Regions from separate parts of the Homo sapiens genome. Here regions 1 and 2 are each linked to region 3. A link is a contact called in ENCODE Hi-C data. All regions are on one chromosome and are shown on one strand. The core of a region is the stretch at or near the end of the contact, and the rest is flanking DNA. Distances in the headings are between cores, read along the strand shown. Region 1 overlaps KLHL29 (kelch like family member 29). Region 2 overlaps KLHL29 (kelch like family member 29). Region 3 has its middle 180 kb from the start of ATAD2B.

Region 1 (3,839 bases), core at 1,230-3,729, 320 kb after region 3:
AGGTAGGCGAGAGGAGCTGAGACCGGGACACCCATCACAGCAAAAGACAAAGCATAGTAAAGTGATTATGGAGTGCCAGGAAGGAGGGATAGAAGTTGAGGGAAACTAGTGAAATCCTATACCCATGCCAGACCCTAAACACCTACCTCGCAACATCACTGGGGGAAAATGGGCCTTCAGGTCCCAAGCCTCACATGCAGGGGGACAGCGGAAGACACAGCCACTTGCCGCAGAGTGACTCAGCTCCCCTACATTTCTGCCCATGCAGATTCCTAGACCTGCCCACGTCAACACTCCAAGGCCTTCTGCGGACACGGTCCAAACTCTGTTCTCTCTGGATGGCAGCTGTCGTGGATGAGGCCATGCGGCAGGTGCTCTGTCATTAATCCGTTAGCAGTGATAGCCTGCAATGCTCCATCAGGGTGTGACATATTTCGACACCAATCAAGAAATGAGTTTTCACGCATGCTGATGGCTAATCAAGGCTGCAGGCAGAGACAGACTCTGGCACGCTTGTTAATGGCATTCTCTATTAAACGGGAGCCGCCCAGGTATAAAATAACCACCCAGATAGGAGCCTCCATGAGCACAGGAAGATGGGCAAACAGACAGCTGATGGGCTCCCAACATTGTTTTACTTAACTACAACATGCCAGAATATTCCACAGAACAGATTCCAGTGTTTAAAAATATGTCACAAAACTGACATCAAGGACCTTGCTCATACACTGACAGGATTTTACATTTTTATCTTAAAATATTTCCCAGTAGGTGAATTACCCAAATTAGTCAATAATAGACCCCAAAATTACTATGTTTAGCCAATTGAGTGTGACACCAAAACGCCTGACCACATGAGCCATCTCTCCCTCAAAGCCATTTTAACGTGACTGTCCGCAGGCGCTGAAAGGTTGCAATTTTGCTGTGATGATGAAATGCCACAGCAGAAGGCCATAAACTAATAAACACGGATGTGGCCACGCAGAACACGCCACCCCTCTGAGCCTCACAGAGAACTCAAAGTTACTGTTAACACCTAGAAGTTTTAAAAAATGTTATTTCCGCCAATATCAATTTTTCATCAGGACACACCATCTAAAGCATGACTTCCCACTGTGAGAGACTTTTCTGGCAGCTCAGGTTAAAGAAGTCATTCAGTAAAAGAGTGATTTTTGACAGATTCATTCATTTCCTGTGGTAACACCGTATTGTTAAGTTCACCTCCATTTTGGTGTAAATATAGAACGCCGCAAAAATATTCAGCCCAGAATGATCAACGTGTGGCCCCCTTTCAAACTGGCTCTTGCACAGTTTTCGGCTGTGCAATTAGCCAGCACCTTCTTGTGGAGTCAGGAGACCTGAGCTCCTGTTAGGTACTGTTTTGGGAAAAAGAGTAGGGACATTCAGAGGCACCATGCAGCGGTCACCTGGGATATGAAATGCCAGATCAAGAGGCCTGGGTATCAGTAAGCAAATCGTTTAATGGCTCAAATCCACATCACTCTATAAAAGAGTGCTATCACTTTTCTGGTTAGAATAAGAAAAGGCCTTGAAAGCAATGTTCTTTTCTGAATGACACATGTGGCTCTGTTAGAGGTTAGATTTCAGGGTGCGTCATGTGTACTTCACCCTCATGGCAGACTGTATCACCCCCCGCTAGAACACAGAAGCTTCCAGAAGAGCTGTCAGCTGAGGCTGGGTCCAGCTGTGCACTGAGACCTTGGCAGAAAGAGCTGGCAACCTGGCCCTTTGCTGTCCCAGTCACGGCTCTGAGTGCTGCACTGGATTCTCGGGCCATACTTTCCATGGGATGTTGACAAACTGCAGCCCATTTAGAGACGTGACTCAGATGCCAAAAGTACATGAAAAGTATGTGTGAGCCAGGGCAGGAGACATTCTTGCAGATTGGGCGTTTATTTGCAGCAGCGGGGAGGGTGTCTTTGCTTCTTTACATGCCTGAAAGGCCTTCCTGTAGCAGGCGGACCAGGTGCGCACTGGGAGACCCCGAGGGGCAGAAAGAACCAGAACTGGAGGGGAAAAGCTGATGGAAGAGGGGCCTCCCCTCAGTTGGGCTAGGAGCTCCTGCTCCTGGAGGTGACCAGTGGCCGCCGGGAAGTCACTTGGCAGGGGAGCCCTGGGGAGCTCATGAGTCAATGATTCCATAAATAATAGTACCTTGGATTGATACATTTGAGGATGGGTTGTGGCAGGTCAACCAGCTGGAACAGATACAAATAAATGTTCCTGCAGGAGGGTCACAAAACACCTGCAGAGCCTGAGTACAGTAGAATGGTTTCTGCTGTTGCGTAAGTTAACCCTCTGCCCTACTCATCCCCTCCTCCCCGCTTCCCACAGCCTTCCAGAACCCAGTTGTCCCTCCCAAGAGCCTTTCCCATGACCCTGAGGCCATCTCCCCACCTCAAAGGCACTCCCCAGGCATGGGAAGGGTGCAGTCATCCTCTGTGATCAGTATCTTTGAAATGGCACACACCCTTGTCCCAGAACACTGGAAGAATGCACACATGGGAGCCTGGGAGAATGTATACACAGCATGCTCTTGGCCACCCTGAGGCCCTGGGCGGCCTCTTCCCACCTCTCTGGGCTTTGATTTGTGCCCTATGAAGAAAGAGACCCAGCCTGGATCACTATTGTCCTGTGGTCCTTCCAGTGCTCACAAATGGTACAAGGAACAAAATTCCACCTGGCTGCTATTGTTCTGCCAAGTCATGTGACAGCCAGTTCTCAGAAATGATGTCGCCTGCACCCAGTACACCCAGTCTAATCTAAGGCAAGCTGGCAAAGCAGCTTAGCGGGGATCAGCCAAGGGCTGCTCCTTTCGGGGCTGCAGTCTGGGGGGACACTGGCTTCCTTTCATCTGTGTCTCCAGCTCACTCCCTATCCCCACACCAGGGTAGGACGCAGGCAGGGGGCTCACCCTGCTACCTGCCCAGCGTTGCGTTCTTTGAAGGATGAACTCAAAGGCAACACTCCTAAATGCCCTCACCTCTGGCTAGCTTTTGGCATTTGCTATGGGACCCTGGTCTGGCCGGCCCTGGAGAGAGAGGTATTTGCTGGCGCCCAAGGAGGAAGCCATACATTCCTTAGCAGGCGGGGACTGGTTGTTCCCCACCCTCACTTCTCTCCCCTTCTCCAGCTCCCTCCTGAAATCCCTGGGCTTTGTGTCTCTAGATCAGCATTTCCAATTCTGTTTTTGACTAATGAACTCCTTTCACAGTAATCTATAATTTCACAAACCCCCTACAATTAAAAAAAATCATTTTATCATTTTTGCATGGCTTATGGTAAAAAAGATTTTTAGTTAAATATTTTATATGAGTATATTATTCAAGGATTATATTAAATGAGCATTAAAAGACCATTTTTTAATAACGTTCATTATATATAAAGACACATTTCAACATTTTCCCATTTAACGTTATACACAACATTTCATTTCCTTTAAATTAGTTGTGCAAGGAAAGACTGATTTGTTGACAAATAAAAAATGACATTTTGGTTTGGGGACCAACATATCTAAAACATAATTGAAACTTAATTATGTGCATCAGCTTTAAAAATAGATAAAAACTGCTTTTGTGACCCGATCGTTAGAATTCGTGCATTTTTGAGCGTAAGGAAAATCAACTGCAGTGTTTTAGTAATGTTCAAATGTTATCTAAATGATGAGATAAAGCGAGATTCGGAGAGAGATTTATAAGTCCTTCTTCCAAATAACACATTGCTGGTAATAATTTTTTCTAATCAATAAAAGGCAAGCTGGTTAAATTATCTCTGTATTATCTGCCCCCCACACCCTTCTTTCTTCCTCTCATTTGATG
Region 2 (3,602 bases), core at 248-2,747, 340 kb after region 3:
ACAGGCGTGAGCCACCACGCTCAGCCTAGACAATATATTTATTAGAGATTATTACTTTGTTGTTATACCTGAACATTTTACACAATGGATGTTGCCTTTTACTACCAAAACCTGTTCCACATTAACTTTCAAAAATGTGTATATCACCCACTATAATCCTACAACCCTCTTCCTTACACCTACCCATCCTTTAAGGCCAAGTTCAAAATTCATTTCCCCCATGAAGCCTTCCTGGATTTGCCCAGCCCATTCTGCTTGACCTCCAAAACCATGTGCTCAAAGTAAAGCCTTGACTCCTGGCTTCAGAAACTCTCACAACGGCATTGTAGCTCTTGGGCTGAGCTCCTTACCAAGTATCCTAGAACCCCTAGGATGGGGAGCAAACCATCTCCTGCTCGAGTCTTGTGTGTTGTGGTTGGGAGCTGAGCTTGCAGAACTGGTGCCAACATTGTTGGTCCTCATGGTTGGGGAAGGCATGGACAATGTCATCAGCAGGATCTGTGGAACTGGATGCCAGCCCCTGACCAGAACCAGTCCCTGATGAAGTTCTCATAGGCCATGGAAAAGGAGAAAACCTCAGATAATGCAGCAAATTTTCCAAAACACTAAACGTATTCAACTGCCCTCTATTCAGGGATTACATCTTTCCTACTTTTTGGTGTTAAAACATGCATTGTTTTGTCAAATGATGAGGTGATGAGTAGATGGTAATTTTTAAATGTCATTTTACAAACTAACAACTGGCCACATCTCAATTCCCCGGTTTCCATCATGTTTCATGGTCCGTAAAATAATAAACAATATAACTAACTTTTTTAGAAAAAATGGAGTTGAAAAAAAGGTATTACCTTTATAATCCAAACAATATTGGTATGGATTGAACAAAATTAGAATATTTGTTATGCATGAGAGAAGTATGCCTAATTATCCAATTAAAATAGCTACCTTTCCTTATCCCAGTTATTTTTCCTTATAACATTTATAATTATCTAAATCATACTCCAGTATTTGTTCTCCTTTTTTATGCCAAGTCTTCCTGTGGAGGATGTGTGTTCCACGAGGACAGGATCTGAGTCTGGCTCAAGCTGACACACAGTAGGTACTCAACAAATATGTGTAACATACATAAAGGAAAGAACTTGGACCTAGAGAAGGTGTCTTAAAATATGAGATTCAAGTTTCATGGAAGTTATGGATGGGGTCGACAATATACTAGCATGTGGAACTGTCTGTCTGGAGAAAACTCCTGCAAAGGATTCCTTTGGTCCCCAGTCATTCTGGGAATAAGACATAAAAAGAGAGTAGGTAAACACAGAGGGCAGATTCCTGGCCGGAAGTGTTGGCTTACAGGCTCGGCAGGACGTATTAAGTGGAAGCATACATACAACTCAATTGCAAGCAGCTCTCCACTTCCTGCTCTGCAGAACACTCTCCTTCCCCCAGGCCTCTCAGCTTCCCTTTAGAAAACAAATCGTTTTTACAGTAGTTGATGAGAAAATGCCCTCTTGTGGGCGTGACAGTGGACCACCTCGATCATGTCACGGATTTCTGAAAATGTGGTTATTCCAGAGAATTCCTTCACGAGATTTAAAGGATTTCTTTTTTTTAAATCTCAAACATCAATGCTTTGTTAAAGCAAAAATACATTTTCTAAGAGGCCATTAAACAGTCCTCAATTCACTTCGGCGTGTCTAACTTAGCAATGCAAGTTCTGATTATCTTAAACAGCATCATCACAAAGATAATTATTCTCCTTTCTAAATTTTTGTACGATTTGCTAATGACTGAGTGATTTTTTTTTTAATAGTCATCGCCCAGAATCTGCCTCTTTTTCTGCTCCCAGGGAACCATCACCTGAGATTGACGGGCAGCAATTGAAAATAATAAAATTATGTAAGATGAGCTTGTAATCACCAGCATTTCACAGGAAGCAAAACGCATTTCGTTCTGGCTGAGGAACAGAAAGTTTCTTCCTCATTTTAAATCTGTATCAGAGGTAAAGCCTTCTATTAAAACACAATTCTCTGTACACTTACAGCCTCTGGCAGGCTGCCAAGGAGACTATCATGGAACCACCGCTGCAGAGAAGTAGGCAGTCAAAGGCATCGAGGATTGCTCCTGAGAAAGGATGCAAAGTCTCCAGAATTCTTGGGAGGGCTCTGCCCACAGCTACCCCCCACCTCTTCTGGCCAGGCCTCCCTCCTCAAATGCAAACACATATGCACACACACGCACACACGCTCTTTTTCTGGGAGAGGCATGGCAAAAATAAACACTGAGAAAATTCTTCCCTGTCTTTTGCGCCTGCACACACACACACACACACACACACACACACACACACACTCTCTCTCTCTCTCTTTGGGTTTCATCTTCCCCTTTCTTTTCTCTTTTGGATGTATTATTGTTTTCATCATCATTATTATTAATAAATTGCAAACTCTGCAGTCCAGGACCTGGTTAATTGCACCTTTTTGCTGCATGTAATTTACAGGTACATGTGACCACTTGGGGGCACAGTTATTTGAGAATGCTGGCACTGGCATTCAATAAGGTATGCTTTTAAGGTTTGAAGCCTGCTTTAAGAAAGCCCCAAATCTTGACTCTTACTGGAGCCCCAGCATGGAAGAGAATCCTGAGAATTATTCCTTTAAGGTGAGTCTGAGATTCATTATGAGGGACATTTTTATATGGGATTATACAAAACCATTTGGTTCCTTTCCCATTTTAAAAACTGGTAGTTTAAAAATTTCTTCTACATGGCGGCCTGTCCTTTTTCTGTTTTCATCAGTCTTAATGTCAGCATGGACGTAAACACATACTGCTCACTATGGGATGGGGACGGGCATGGCAAAATTAACTTTCCTATGATAGTTAATTCTTTTGCCTTGTTAGGTAAATTTTTATCTTTCCCAATATGAAAAATACGCTTATTATTTTAAAAACCAGAAAATGTTATGGTAGAAAGATGACCACTGTTAATATTATGGCACATTTTCAGCCTTTTTATCTATGTTCTTTGTTTTCATATACTTGACATTATAGTGTACACTATATATATAGTATAGTACGTCTACAGTGAAAACTATATGTATATATACATATAAGATATATATACATACACATATAAGATTATATATGATATATAAGATATATACACATACATAGATTTAAAGAAATCAGGGATACATATGTATATGTACATATATATACACACACATATATAAGAAATCAGGGACACACATGTATTAATTAAGTTTCCTTATTAATTAAAAACTATTCTCTCAAATAACCAAACTTACAGTGAAATCACTGAAGAAACTTTGTTCTCAATATCCATAGAAATGTTTTATATTTTTCCCATGGTTTTCTCATCAGCAGAAAGGCAAGGAGGGTTATTTACACCACTTTTCCCCAACCCTCCTGCAGTGCCCAAACACACCTGTGAGGACAGGTTCTGCCCCAAGACAAGCCAGGCTGTTCAGTTCACAGCTGGGCAGAGCAGTCTGCTGGGGGATGCCAGGGAGATACAAACCCACGGGAGAGAGGGGGAAGGATGGGGGCGCTGGGACTCGGATTGCATGGCCTGGGCTTTCACCAGG
Region 3 (3,348 bases), core at 74-2,573:
TCAGTGCCTACAGAGTGCTAGGCATTGAGGGAGCATAAAGATGAGCAAGACATTGTGTCTGTCTTCAAGGACATTTTTATAATTTAACATACTTATATCACGTTTACTAGGTGCTGGAGACTATTCTGAGTGCTATACAGACACAAATGCAAATTCTTTTCATCTTTACAAGAACCTTATGAGATAGGTGCTATTATTATCCCCATTTTACAGATCAGGAAACTGAGTTATAGATTAATTTGCTCAAGGTCACACATCCAGGATTCAAATGTAGGCAGTTTGGCTCCAGAGTTGATGCTTTTAATCACTATGCTTGACTGCTTCTTGTGGGGGTAGACAGATAACAAACATCATTTCAGTCTAATACGGCATGTGTTAAGATTGAATTTTATATTAGGCACTGTAGGTATACAGAGGAGGAGCATGTAACCTAACCTCAAGGAAGCCTTTCTGGTTCCTTGCCTGAGCTGAGGCATCAAGGTGGGAAAGGATTTCCAGGCAGAAGGAACAACAGAAGCATAGGCTGAGAAGTGAAATAGCATGACAGCTGCAGGGGAAAGTACAGGCAGTTCTCTGTCATCACAGGTCAACATCTGTTTCACAGATTTATTTGAGCAACTGCCAAATAAAGCAAGTGCCAGAGCACTGTTCTTGGCAAGGGAGTTAACAGCTGAAGACAGGACAGCAAGGTCCTTGCTTTTTGGAGCTTACAGTCTAGTCAGCAAAGAGTAAACAAACAACATGTTACCTAACAGTGGTAAATGCTTGGATGACAATAAATACAGCAGTAGTATTAGTAGCAGCAGACAACTGAGTGCCAGGTATTATTACAAGCATTAACCATTTAATTATCACAGCAACTGTGGGAGGTAGGTACTGTTGTTGGTCCCATTTAAGAGAAGGGGAAACTGAAATAGAGAATGCTTAGGTGACTTGCCCAAGGTTACACAGCTAACATCAGGTTGGGGGGTCCTATCTTGTGGTGTGGCTTTAGAGATTGAATTTTTAACCCATCAATCATTAAGGTGAATGGTAAATTCCTTTGCTTGTATTCAAGTCTTCCTTCCTTCCTTCCTTTCCTTCCTTCCCTTCCCTTCCCTTCCCTTCCCTTCCCTTTCCTTCCTTCCTTCCTTCCTTCCTTCCTTCCTTCCTTCCTTCCTTCCTTCCTTCTTTCCTTCCTTCCTTCCATCCCTCTCTGTCTCTTTCTCTCTTTCTCGCTTGCTTTCTTTCTTGCGTGCGTGCTTGCTTGCTTGCTGTGGAGTCTGGTTGTGTTGCCCAGACTGGAGTGCAGTAACACGATCTTGGCTCACTGCCGCCTCTGCCTCTCAGGTTCCAGCGATTCTCCTGCCTCAGCCTCGTGGGTAGCTGGGATTAGAGGCATGTGCCACCACCCCTGGCTAATTTTTGTACTTTTTGTAGGGACGGGGGTTTCACCATGTTGGCCAGGCTGGTCTTGAACTCCTGACCTCAGGTGATCTGCCCGCCTTGGCCTCCCAAAGTGCTGGGATTACAAGCGTGAGCAACCGTGCCTGGCCTCAAGTTTTTCTAGGAATAAACATTTTTAAATAGTAGAATACCACAGAGAATAATACAACATGCATGTTCCTACCACCCAGTATTAAATGTTAACAATTTGTCATACTTGTTTTAGTTCTTTTTTGAAAAGAAAAAATTTCAGAGAAGATTTAAGTCTACTTTCTACCCATTCCCAATCCCATTCGTTTTCTTTCTTTACTGGTGGCAGCCACTGTGATGATTTTGACGAATATCCTGTCTGTGTTTTAAATTATTTTATTTGAGAAGGTAATAGTATGCGGCTGGAGTCAGACTGTCTGAATTTGAATCCTGGTTATGTTCCTTCTTGGCTATGCAACATGTGACAAATTATTTCACCCCTCTGCAGGTCAGTGTACTTATCCATAAGATGGGCCACAGTGATAGCACCAACCCCATGGTGGTTACTGCAATGATTACATATTTGAGTGAATATATGTAAAGCACTTAGAACAGTACCAGGCACATAGTAAGTGTTCAAGAAATTTCAGTCATCTTTCTAAACATTTGTATGTGTCTATAAACATTGTTTTGTGGGTTTAAAAATGTCTATAAATGGGATTAATATCTTTAAAATTTATATATTTTAAAGTCAGAAACACATGTATGTAGTTTAAAGAATGAAGTAGTTCTAGAAGGCTTGTTATAAAAAACAGCAGTTCCCTGATTCTAGAACCCTCCTTCTCCAAAAAAAAAAAAAAATTCTCCCAGGAGCCAATTGTTTTCAACACCTGTAGCTGATTATTTGATGTTTCTAAATACTATTCTTAGATGGCTACTTTTTATTTTCCAGTTTTAGTCATTTTCTTTTGATTTCCCACCATTTAAAATATAGTAATATCTGCCCTCACCACACGTTTCACACTTCTTGTCCTCTCGTCCTCCCAGTTGTTTATAATTTTGGTCAGATCATTATTCAGTATTTGCATTATTGTGTCTATGTAAAAATTATTGACAGTGGAACTATTTAGTGTACTATGATGATGTTTCCTTTCTTGTACACCTTTTTGTTAATAATAGTCTTCATTGTATTTATTTACCTGTTTTTTTATGTATAATCATGAGTTTGAACCCAGCACGCCTTTATTCCCAGCATTTTGGGAGGCTGAGGCAGAAGGATCCTTGAGCCCAGGAGTTCAAGACCAGCCTGGGTAACATAATGAGACCCTGTCTCTACAGAAAAATTAAAAAATTAGCCAGGCTTGGTGGCATGCATCATAGTCTCAGCCACTCAGGAGGCTGAGATGGGAGGACCACTTGAGCTTGGGAGTTTGAGGCTTCAGTGACCCAAGATCGCAGCACCTGCACTCCAGCCTGAGTGACAGAGTGACACCCTGTCTCAAAAAAACAATTTTAAAAACTAGTTTGTTCCTCAGTTCATCCCCAGCAATCCAACTCTCTCTCTCTTTTTTTTTTTTTTTTGAGTCGGATTTTCGCTCTGTTGCCCAGGCTGGAGTGCAGTGGTGTAATGTCGGCTCACTGTAACCTCCACCTCCCGGGTTCGAGCGATTCTCCTGCCTCAGTCTCCCAAGCAGCTGGGATTACAGGCATGCGCCACCATGCATTATTTATTTTTATTTCGCAGAGATGGGGTTTCACCGTGTTGGTCAGGCTGGTCTCGAACTCCTGACCTCAAATGATCCACCTGCCTCGGCCTCCCAAAGTGCTGGGATTACAGGCATGAGCTACTGCGCCTGGCCCCAACTCTTGTTAGTATCACCAAACATGTAAGGTATTATAGCATTTCATTTTCTTGAGAAAATTTCTCCTGGAACATTCTAACCCTTTCCAATT

Evidence for each region. A loop is a pair of places that touch in the nucleus more often than their neighbours do. Pooled maps may share reads with other maps.
Region 1: a map of gastrocnemius medialis shows a loop between it and region 3 (6-fold over the local background). The contact joins two enhancer-like sites. A Hi-C loop is called at or near these places in 3 of 168 maps with a recorded cell type or tissue (gastrocnemius medialis and psoas muscle) and 1 of 50 pooled maps.
Region 2: a loop to region 3 is called in a pooled map, with 2.8 times the contacts of the local background. The contact joins two enhancer-like sites. A Hi-C loop is called at or near these places in 3 of 168 maps with a recorded cell type or tissue (A673, Calu3 and psoas muscle), 1 of 37 single-sample maps with no recorded cell type and 7 of 50 pooled maps.

What each region holds. Positions count from the first base shown.
Region 1 is chr2:23,424,656-23,428,494 of GRCh38, reverse strand. All of the region lies in intron 1 of KLHL29 (kelch like family member 29), which reads right to left. Among named protein-coding and RNA genes, the nearest start is that of LINC02923, 39 kb to the right of the region's middle. RefSeq lists an enhancer at 2,407-2,907. Within about 2 kb of position 2,479, at least 13 of the 41 ENCODE cell types and tissues checked have a DNase peak (open chromatin) inside an H3K27ac peak, as active enhancers do; they include gastrocnemius medialis and psoas muscle, where a contact is called at or near this core.
Region 2 is chr2:23,402,471-23,406,072 of GRCh38, reverse strand. All of the region lies in intron 1 of KLHL29 (kelch like family member 29), which reads right to left. Among named protein-coding and RNA genes, the nearest start is that of LINC02923, 17 kb to the right of the region's middle. RefSeq lists an enhancer at 1,139-1,720. Within about 2 kb of position 1,497, at least 16 of the 41 ENCODE cell types and tissues checked have a DNase peak (open chromatin) inside an H3K27ac peak, as active enhancers do; they include A673, where a contact is called at or near this core.
Region 3 is chr2:23,743,191-23,746,538 of GRCh38, reverse strand. It overlaps a transcript of ATAD2B not described here. Among named protein-coding and RNA genes, the nearest start is that of ATAD2B, 180 kb to the left of the region's middle. Within about 2 kb of position 1,323, at least 3 of the 41 ENCODE cell types and tissues checked have a DNase peak (open chromatin) inside an H3K27ac peak, as active enhancers do; they include A673, gastrocnemius medialis and psoas muscle, where a contact is called at or near this core.